2 separate regions of the Homo sapiens genome follow, and region 2 is linked to region 1. Evidence: chromatin loops called from intact Hi-C (ENCODE). Cell type or tissue: gastrocnemius medialis. All regions are shown on one strand.

Region 1 (4,000 bases):
TCCCATATTCCTTCTTTCTAGCCTCCTGTCTCGGGGTTCAGTGACTCACTTTCTTAGAGTTCTTATGGTCAGTAATCCCCACTGGTTTCCCGAGGCCCCATGGATCCTGCAGAACTGGCCTGAGGCTCCTGAGTTCAGAGCTAGGGCAGGGTCTCCCAGTGGGTCCAGCTTCCCAAGTTGTTGATGTTCCTTCCCCCAGGTGCGGGAGATGGAGGCAGAGCTGGAGGACGAGAGGAAGCAGCGCTCGATGGCAGTGGCCGCCCGGAAGAAGCTGGAGATGGACCTGAAGGACCTGGAGGCGCACATCGACTCGGCCAACAAGAACCGGGACGAAGCCATCAAACAGCTGCGGAAGCTGCAGGTAAGGGTGGGCGGGGCCCAGGTGAGGGTGGGCGGCACCCGACTGAGCCAACTACATATGAAGGTGCCAGGGCTCGGCCCAGGGCGGGAACCTGGCAGGGTGGCACCTCCTGGGAAGGTCCTGGGTGCTTCCAGCCCCATCTCACTGACAGAGACTCAGAGGCTCAGAGGTGAGTGGAAACATGATAGTCCAACAGCAAACTTGCAAAACGGTGTATGACTGGGTACATAAAACACAGAAGCAAACAAGTACAAGCCTAGACATGGGTGGAGTTCAAGAAGGTCTCACTTAATGCAGACTTCCAGAATCACCCGGGTCCTGACACCCTTCAGCCTTCTGGGCTCTGGGGCGATGGTTCCAAGAAGCAGCCCGGAGTGTGGGACACATACTTGGAAATCTTCACCTCACTAATAATTAAAGAATAATTAACACGTAAAAACAGCTCTGATACGCCATATCATGTAACAAGAATAACCTTAGTTTAACAAATTTTTTTTTGTTTGTTTGTTTGAGACGGAGTCTCGCTCTGTCGCTCAGGCTGGAGTGCAGTGGCATGATCTCGGCTTGCTGCAAGCTCCGCCTCCCGGGTTCACGCCATTCTCCTGCCTCAGCCTCCCCAGCAGCTGGGACTACAGGCGCACGCCGCCACGCCCGGCTAATTTTTGTATTTTTAGTAGAGACGGGGTTTCACCATGTTAGCCAGGATGGTCTCAATCTCCTGACCTTGTGATCCACCCGCCTCGGCCTCCCAAAGTGCTGGGATTACAAGCATGAGCCACTGCGCCCGGCCAAAAAAAAAATGTTAAGTGTAAAAAAAAAACCCACAAAAACTTTAAAACTTCATTGTGGTCAAGGTTGTGGGCATAGATGCTCTGATTGCTGGTGGCATTTTTTTACTGGTGTGGTCGGGCTGCACACAGCCAGTCACTCTCTTTGATTTGGGGAATCTCAATTTCGGATTTATCTGCAAAAGGAAAAAAAGGCTATTTGACAAAGGTCTTTAGTGTTAAAAGAAGTAACAGGAGAATAACAAAAGGAAAGGTGTTTCCTGCCTGTGGTGGGGATGGACCGGCAGGCTGGGCACTGGTTTTGAGTGGCAGGTGCGCATTAGGGGTGGCACCATGGGCACTGGCTTCCGGCCCACAGGAGGGGACAGAAAGTAGAAAATGAAGCTCAGCTTGGGCTCACGTCCACGGTGACGAACACTGTCAAAGTGTGCATTACGGGGTGGGATACACAGATGATTGTCTTTAGTTGCCTTTTTGCCCTGTCACCACGGTTAGTTGGTTAAATACAGCATTGAGTGGAGCACCAGCCATGAGCCCTGTTGGCGAGGTGACCCATGAGGGTTGGGGTGGAGGGCCAAGGAGCTGGGTGGGGTGCCAAGCCTCTGTCCCCACCCCAGGCCCAGATGAAGGACTGCATGCGCGAGCTGGATGACACCCGCGCCTCTCGTGAGGAGATCCTGGCCCAGGCCAAAGAGAACGAGAAGAAGCTGAAGAGCATGGAGGCCGAGATGATCCAGTTGCAGGAGGTGGGTGGGGCTGCAATGGAGAGCGGCACCGCTGCCCTGCGGCCAGCAGGTGGCAGCGTGGGGCTTTCAGCTGAGGACAGGGCTGGAGTCCTACTGGGCTCCAGGAATTGGCTGGGGATGGCTCTCAGGTTACATAAGGATTCCCTCCAGGGTTCCGTTTCATAGCGGGGCTCCCTCGTATGATCAGAGTGTGTGTGTGTGTGAAACTGGCATCCCTCACATGAGATGAGGCTTTGTGGCCACCACCACCTCCTGCTGTGAATGCTGCCTGGTGAGAAGGGGTCTGAGCGTCCCCTCGGCCGCCCTGCCCGTCGCACCTGAGCCCGTCCTGAAGTGTTTCCCAGGTCTGGAGGGTGCCCTGCAGCGTGATGTGCCGGCTGCGAGTGCGTCCAGGGTGTAGCCATCTGCCTGTGGCCTCCAGAGCTGACTCCAAGCTCTGGCTTACCCAGAACAGGGAGGGGCCGCCCTGAGTGACTCTGTCCACGTGGTCTCCCTGGTTAGGCCAGGACACTTCTTACTTATCGCCATACCCTGGCACCTGGCTTGATTCCTAGCACTTAAATGTAAGAGTTTTATAAACATATGGTGTTTAAGCTATATCTTCAGGGGGGCACCAGCCCTGTGAGCTAGAGGGTTTCTGGAGGAAGGGCTTCGTGGGGAGGTGGGCCTGGGGAAGGGCTTGAGGGGAGGGTGCCTGGGGCTGGGAAGGATGGTCTTGTGGGGCTGTGGCTGCCTTTAGGTCACACTCTGGGTCTTTGTGGCAGGAACTGGCAGCCGCGGAGCGTGCCAAGCGCCAGGCCCAGCAGGAGCGGGATGAGCTGGCTGACGAGATCGCCAACAGCAGCGGCAAAGGGTGAGCTGAGTGAGGGGGCAGAGTTGGGGGGGACCAGGTGTGTCCCCAGGGTAGGCCCCTCACTTCTCCCGCCCACCCCGCAGAGCCCTGGCGTTAGAGGAGAAGCGGCGTCTGGAGGCCCGCATCGCCCAGCTGGAGGAGGAGCTGGAGGAGGAGCAGGGCAACACGGAGCTGATCAACGACCGGCTGAAGAAGGCCAACCTGCAGGTGGGTGCCAGGACTTCTCCCACTCTGGGCTCTGGCTGGAGCCACCACGGCAGAGCTGGCCTTGGACCCAGCCGGCAGAAGCACAGGCCAAGTGCCAGCTGCTCCCCAGGCGCTTAGGGGAAAATGTCCAGGCACCTGGACCTGAAAGGTCCCCCTCTGGCTTCTGTGTTGGGTGTTCAGAAGTTTCTAATCTTCCCTTTTCTGGGAGACCCAAGACTCTGGACCCCAAGGGTTTGGTGGGATCCTGCTGCCACCTTCCTCTGGCCCTGCTCATGCCCTCCAGCCAGGGCCCCAGCCCTCCCCAAGGTCACTGGCCCTTCTTCTGCAGATCGACCAGATCAACACCGACCTGAACCTGGAGCGCAGCCACGCCCAGAAGAACGAGAATGCTCGGCAGCAGCTGGAACGCCAGAACAAGGAGCTTAAGGTCAAGCTGCAGGAGATGGAGGGCACTGTCAAGTCCAAGTACAAGGCCTCCATCACCGCCCTCGAGGCCAAGATTGCACAGCTGGAGGAGCAGCTGGACAACGAGACCAAGTACGTGCCCCTGGCCCCGCCCAACCCCAGCTGTCCTGGAAAAAACTCTGGCCCCCCTGCAGTCCTGCCCAAATCTGGGCCACAACCAGCTCTCTGTCTCCTGAGCCTGGGGCTGTTTCCCTCCCTCCTGATGGGGCCCTCATCCCTTCCACAGGTTGGGTGGTTGGGGGAGCTTGTGGGGTTTGAACAGGATTCTCTGTTCCACCTCTAAAGCCAGGAGTTTTGGTGGCTGTGTCTGAGAGTGAATCAGAGCAGGAGGTACAGGGGGGTCCTGCCCACTAGGACAGTTGTCCTATGGGCTCAGCAGGACTGAGACTTCCTTGGAGGGAATGGGGTTTACAGTAGGCCCCCAGACCTCTTTTCCAGTTACATAGATGCTCTTTGAGGTGTGTCGCTTCCCTTACCTGAGCCCATTTCCTCATCTGTAAATGGGGCTATTTGCAGTGCCCGTCGTAAGAAGCCGGGTACACATAGGTGTCTAGCAAAGGCCTCCCTACGTGATCCCTAG
Region 2 (4,000 bases), 360 kb after region 1:
ATGTCATGTTGTCAATTTTTTTGAGACTCTGTTGCCCAGGCTGGAATGAAGTGGCGCAATCTTGGCTCACTGCAACATTTGCCTCCCGGGTTCAAGTGATTCTTCTGCCTCAGCCTCCTGAGTAGCTGGGATTACAGACATGCGACACTAAGCCTGGCTAATTTTTGTATTTTTAGTAGAGACAGTGTTTTGCCATGTTGGCCAGGCTGATCTCAAACTTCTGACCTCAGGTGATCTGCTCACCTCAGCCTCCCAAAGTGCTGGAATTACAGATGTGAACCACCACGCGGGGCCCATTCTTTGATGTTTAAAATGCTTGTCAATGACTTCTCAAAACTATATTTTTTTCTTCAATTTTCTAAAATTCTGTTGAAAGACACAATGTCCCATTGATTAGCAGAAACAAGTGGGAACATCAAAGGAGATGCTTAAGTTGACAAATATAACATAGACAATTATAGATTTAAATTCAGAGTGGCAGCCTTACTTTTAATAAGAGGGTAAATTTAAAATGACCTAAGGGTTTCTTTTCTTAACAAGTATTTTCTTTCCTCAAGATTTTTTTTTTCTTTTTTCTAACCAGTTTTTTCATGGGTAGAAAATGAACTTTATTTTAGTCAAATTTTTGCAATGAACTTTCAAGGCTTTTTTTTTATTGGGAGCTGTGGACAACAGCAAATATATCTTCTGTAGTGCTCATTTGGCTTGATTGAAGAAATGATGACTACTTTTCTTCCCTCGGGGATAGTTGGTGGAATGGAGGACATGGTAAGTGTGTTCAGGTTCTAGCTTAGTGCTTTTGAGCTTAAAAAAAGACTGACCCCAAGGAGGCAGTTGCTTTTATGTCATGACCCAGTATACACACATACATATATGTTGACTATAACTTAGAATTAGTCTTACCAAATGCTGCCTATCTTAACCATGTTCTAAGTACTGTGATATTTTCTGTCCCCTTCAAAAAATTGTCGATTGTGACTAACGATTGACCAAAATTGATTTCTGCTGGATTTTTCCTGGACCCACTAATGGATTGCAACCTGTTTGAAAAACATTGTTCTAATACTTACATTCCTTAAAAATGCAACCTTAAAGAAACCTCATGCCTTTATTTTTTTGAGATGGAGTCTCACTTTGTCACCTAGGCTGGAGTGCAGTGGCATGATCTCTGCTCATTGCAACCTCCACCTCCCAGGCTCAAGTGGTCCTCCTACCTCAGCCTCCTGAGTAGCTGGGACCGCAGGTGTGCACCTCCATGCCCAGCTAGTTTTTGTATTTTTGGTAGAGATGGGGTTTCACCATGTTGCCCAGGTTGGTCTTGAACTCCTGAGTTCATGCGTTCCACCCGCCTCAACCTCCCAAAGTGCTGGGATTACAGCCGTAAGCTTCCATGCCGGGACACAAGAAACCCCATACCTTTTAGCAGTCACTCCCCTACTTTCCATCTCTCCACCCAAGCTCTAAGGCCCCCCAGCTGGAGACTGAATTAAAATGGTTCAGAAGTAAAACGTTACCCCTTCTGTATCTCGCAATCTATAATAATTTTCTTTCTGATCCTCTTTTTTTTTTTTTTTTTAACTAAACATGCTTTTGCTTTGCTCTTAAATTACAGGAAGTGTGAAATTGCTTTTTTTCCCCCCTGTTAGGTTGTCTAGAACCCCACTTTCAGCCTTTGTGCAAAGCTTTTTCAAACTGTTGCTTCTGTCCAACATCTGACCTCAGGTCACCCATCAATAGTTTAGGTCCTTCTGTGGTGTTGTCCTTACACCCTCTAGTGGATGAAGGTCTGGTATATGCTGTAGTGTCTAGTGTTCTTGTAGCACTTTTCTCAATCCATGTAATCAGCTTTACTATTACATTTTAGATCATTTCATTCTTCAAACAGTTAAAAATCTTTTCACTCCAGGAAAGACTGTTTTATTTCTTCTGCTGCTCACTGCCATGCTAAGTAATATGCTTATTCTGCTGTTTCATGATTTGTCCAAATTTTGGCACTATTCTTTGGCTTCCTACTGTTGAAGATGAGAAATTAGCAATTTTATTTTATTTTATTTTTATTTTTTGAGACAAGGTCTTGTTGTGTTGCCCAGGCAGGAGTGCAGGTGTGTCATCTTGGCTTACTGCAACCTCCGCCTCCTGGGTACAAGTGATTCTTGTGCCTCATCCTCCCCTGTAGCTGGCATTACAGGCGCACACCACCAAACCCGACTACTTTTTATATTTTTAGTAGAGATGGGGTTCCTCTGTGTTGGCCAGGCTGATCTCGAACTCCTGACCTCAAGTGATCCGCCTGCTTCAGCCTCCCAAAGTGCTGGGATTACAGGTATGAGCCACTGCGCCTGCCCAGAAATTAGCAGTTTTATAGACCTCTTTCCTTCTAATAAAGCCATTTTTTGGGTCAAATCAATATTTATTGATTTGTGAATATATAATAATTATTATGACTATTTATTTTATATCCAAACAAAATATTATTACTTTGCCTGTCTTACATATTTGTTTCCCTTGGAGTTACTATGTAGAGAAAATAAATATAAATATGTATTTGGCTGTTGCTTTTTAAAAAGCTCTATGGCCAGCGCAGTGGCTCACGCCTGTAATCCCAGCACTTTGGGAGACTGCGGCGGGGGAATCACCTGAGGTCTGGAGCTCGAAACCAGCCTGGCCAACATGGGGAAACCCTATCTCTACTAAAAATACAAAAATTAGTGGGGCATGGTGGCGGGTGCCTGTAATCCCAGCTACTTGGGAGCTGAGGCACGAGAATCGCTTGAACCCAGGAGGCGGAGGTTGCAGTGAGCTGAGATTATGCCACTGCACTCGAGCCTGGGCGACAGAGTGAGACTCCGTCTCAAAAAAAAAAAAAAAAAAAAAAGTTCTATTAAGATGTCATTTCTATACCTAAAATTTACTCAATGTAAGTGACTTGTTCAGTGATATTTAGTAAACGTATAGAGTTGTGTCACAGTCCAGCTTTAGTACATTTCCCTCATTCCCCAAATTCTTTCAAATTCTTTTGCAGTCATTCCCTGCTCCCTCTCCAGTCCTCCCTCTCTCCCCCAGCCAACCACTGCTCTGCTTTCTGACTTTATAAAATTGCCTCTTTTGTGCTGGACACGGTAGCTCATGCCTGTATACCAGTACTTTGGGAGGCCGAGGCAGGAGGATCCTTTGAGCCCAGGAGTTCAAGACCAGCGTGGGCAACACAGCGAGACCATGTCTCAAAAAAAACAAAAAAAATGGTCGCTTTTGGACATTTTATATAAATGGAATTATATGATATATGTAGTCTTTGGCATGAGATTTCTTACAATTAGTATAATGTTTTTGAGGTTCATCCAGGTTGTAGTATGTATCACTGTGTCATTTTTTATTTTTTTTTGCTAAATAATATTTCATTATAGTGATGTATCACCTTTTGTTTATTTGTTTACCAGTTGGTAGATATTTGTATTGTTTCCAACTTGGCTATTATGAATAGTGCTGATATGAAGAATTACCTGCAAATCTGTGTGTTGACATACTTTAATTTCTCTTGGGTAGATTTCTAGGAGTGGAATTACTGAGGCAATGGTAAACTCATGTATAATTTCTTCTTTTTAAGAGAAATAAGCCAGTGTGGTGGCTCATGCCTGTAATCCCAGCACTTTGGGAGGCTGAGGTGGGTGGATCACTTGAGGTCAGGAGTTTGAGACCAGCCTGGTTAACCCAGTTAAACCCCATCTCTACTAGAAATACAAAAATAAAATAAATAAAATAAAATAATAATAATCATAATAAAAGAGAAATGAGGTCGCCAATGCTGGAGTGTGGTGGTGCAATCATAGTTCAATTTAGCTTTGAACTCCTGCCTCAAGTGATCCTCCTGTCTCAGCCTCCCTGAGTAGCTGGTATTACCAGCTTGAGACAACGTGGCCTCATGCATAACTTTTAAAGAAACCACAGACTGTTTTCCAAAGTGGCTTGGTTTTATCTAACTTTTTGTTATAATGAGTGTATG

The links. Hi-C counts contacts between places; a loop is a spot of excess contacts. Peaks named below come from ENCODE experiments on the same cell type or tissue, not always from the same donor. Only the 100,000 strongest peaks of a DNase experiment are listed, where the experiment ranks them.
Region 2: a loop joins it to region 1, with 4 times the contacts of the local background. A loop is called at or near these places in 1 of 110 quality-filtered maps.

The regions. Positions count from the first base shown.
Region 1 is chr22:36,284,613-36,288,612 of GRCh38, reverse strand. MYH9 (myosin heavy chain 9) reads left to right here. Exons shown (of 41, transcript NM_002473.6): 34 at 200-361; 35 at 1,767-1,895; 36 at 2,660-2,748; 37 at 2,832-2,955; 38 at 3,284-3,492. It overlaps MIR6819 (microRNA 6819), which reads left to right and starts at 1,706; the gene lies at 1,706-1,766. RefSeq lists an enhancer at 1,705-2,217. In gastrocnemius medialis, a CTCF peak has its summit at 1,938 (motif pointing right); a DNase peak (open chromatin) is centred at 1,962; H3K27ac peaks cover 996 bases.
Region 2 is chr22:35,928,893-35,932,892 of GRCh38, reverse strand. The region is part of intron 2 of RBFOX2 (RNA binding fox-1 homolog 2); the gene reads left to right. Among named protein-coding and RNA genes, the nearest start is that of RBFOX2, 98 kb to the left of the region's middle. In gastrocnemius medialis, a CTCF peak has its summit at 1,764 (motif pointing left); no DNase peak of the experiment used is centred here.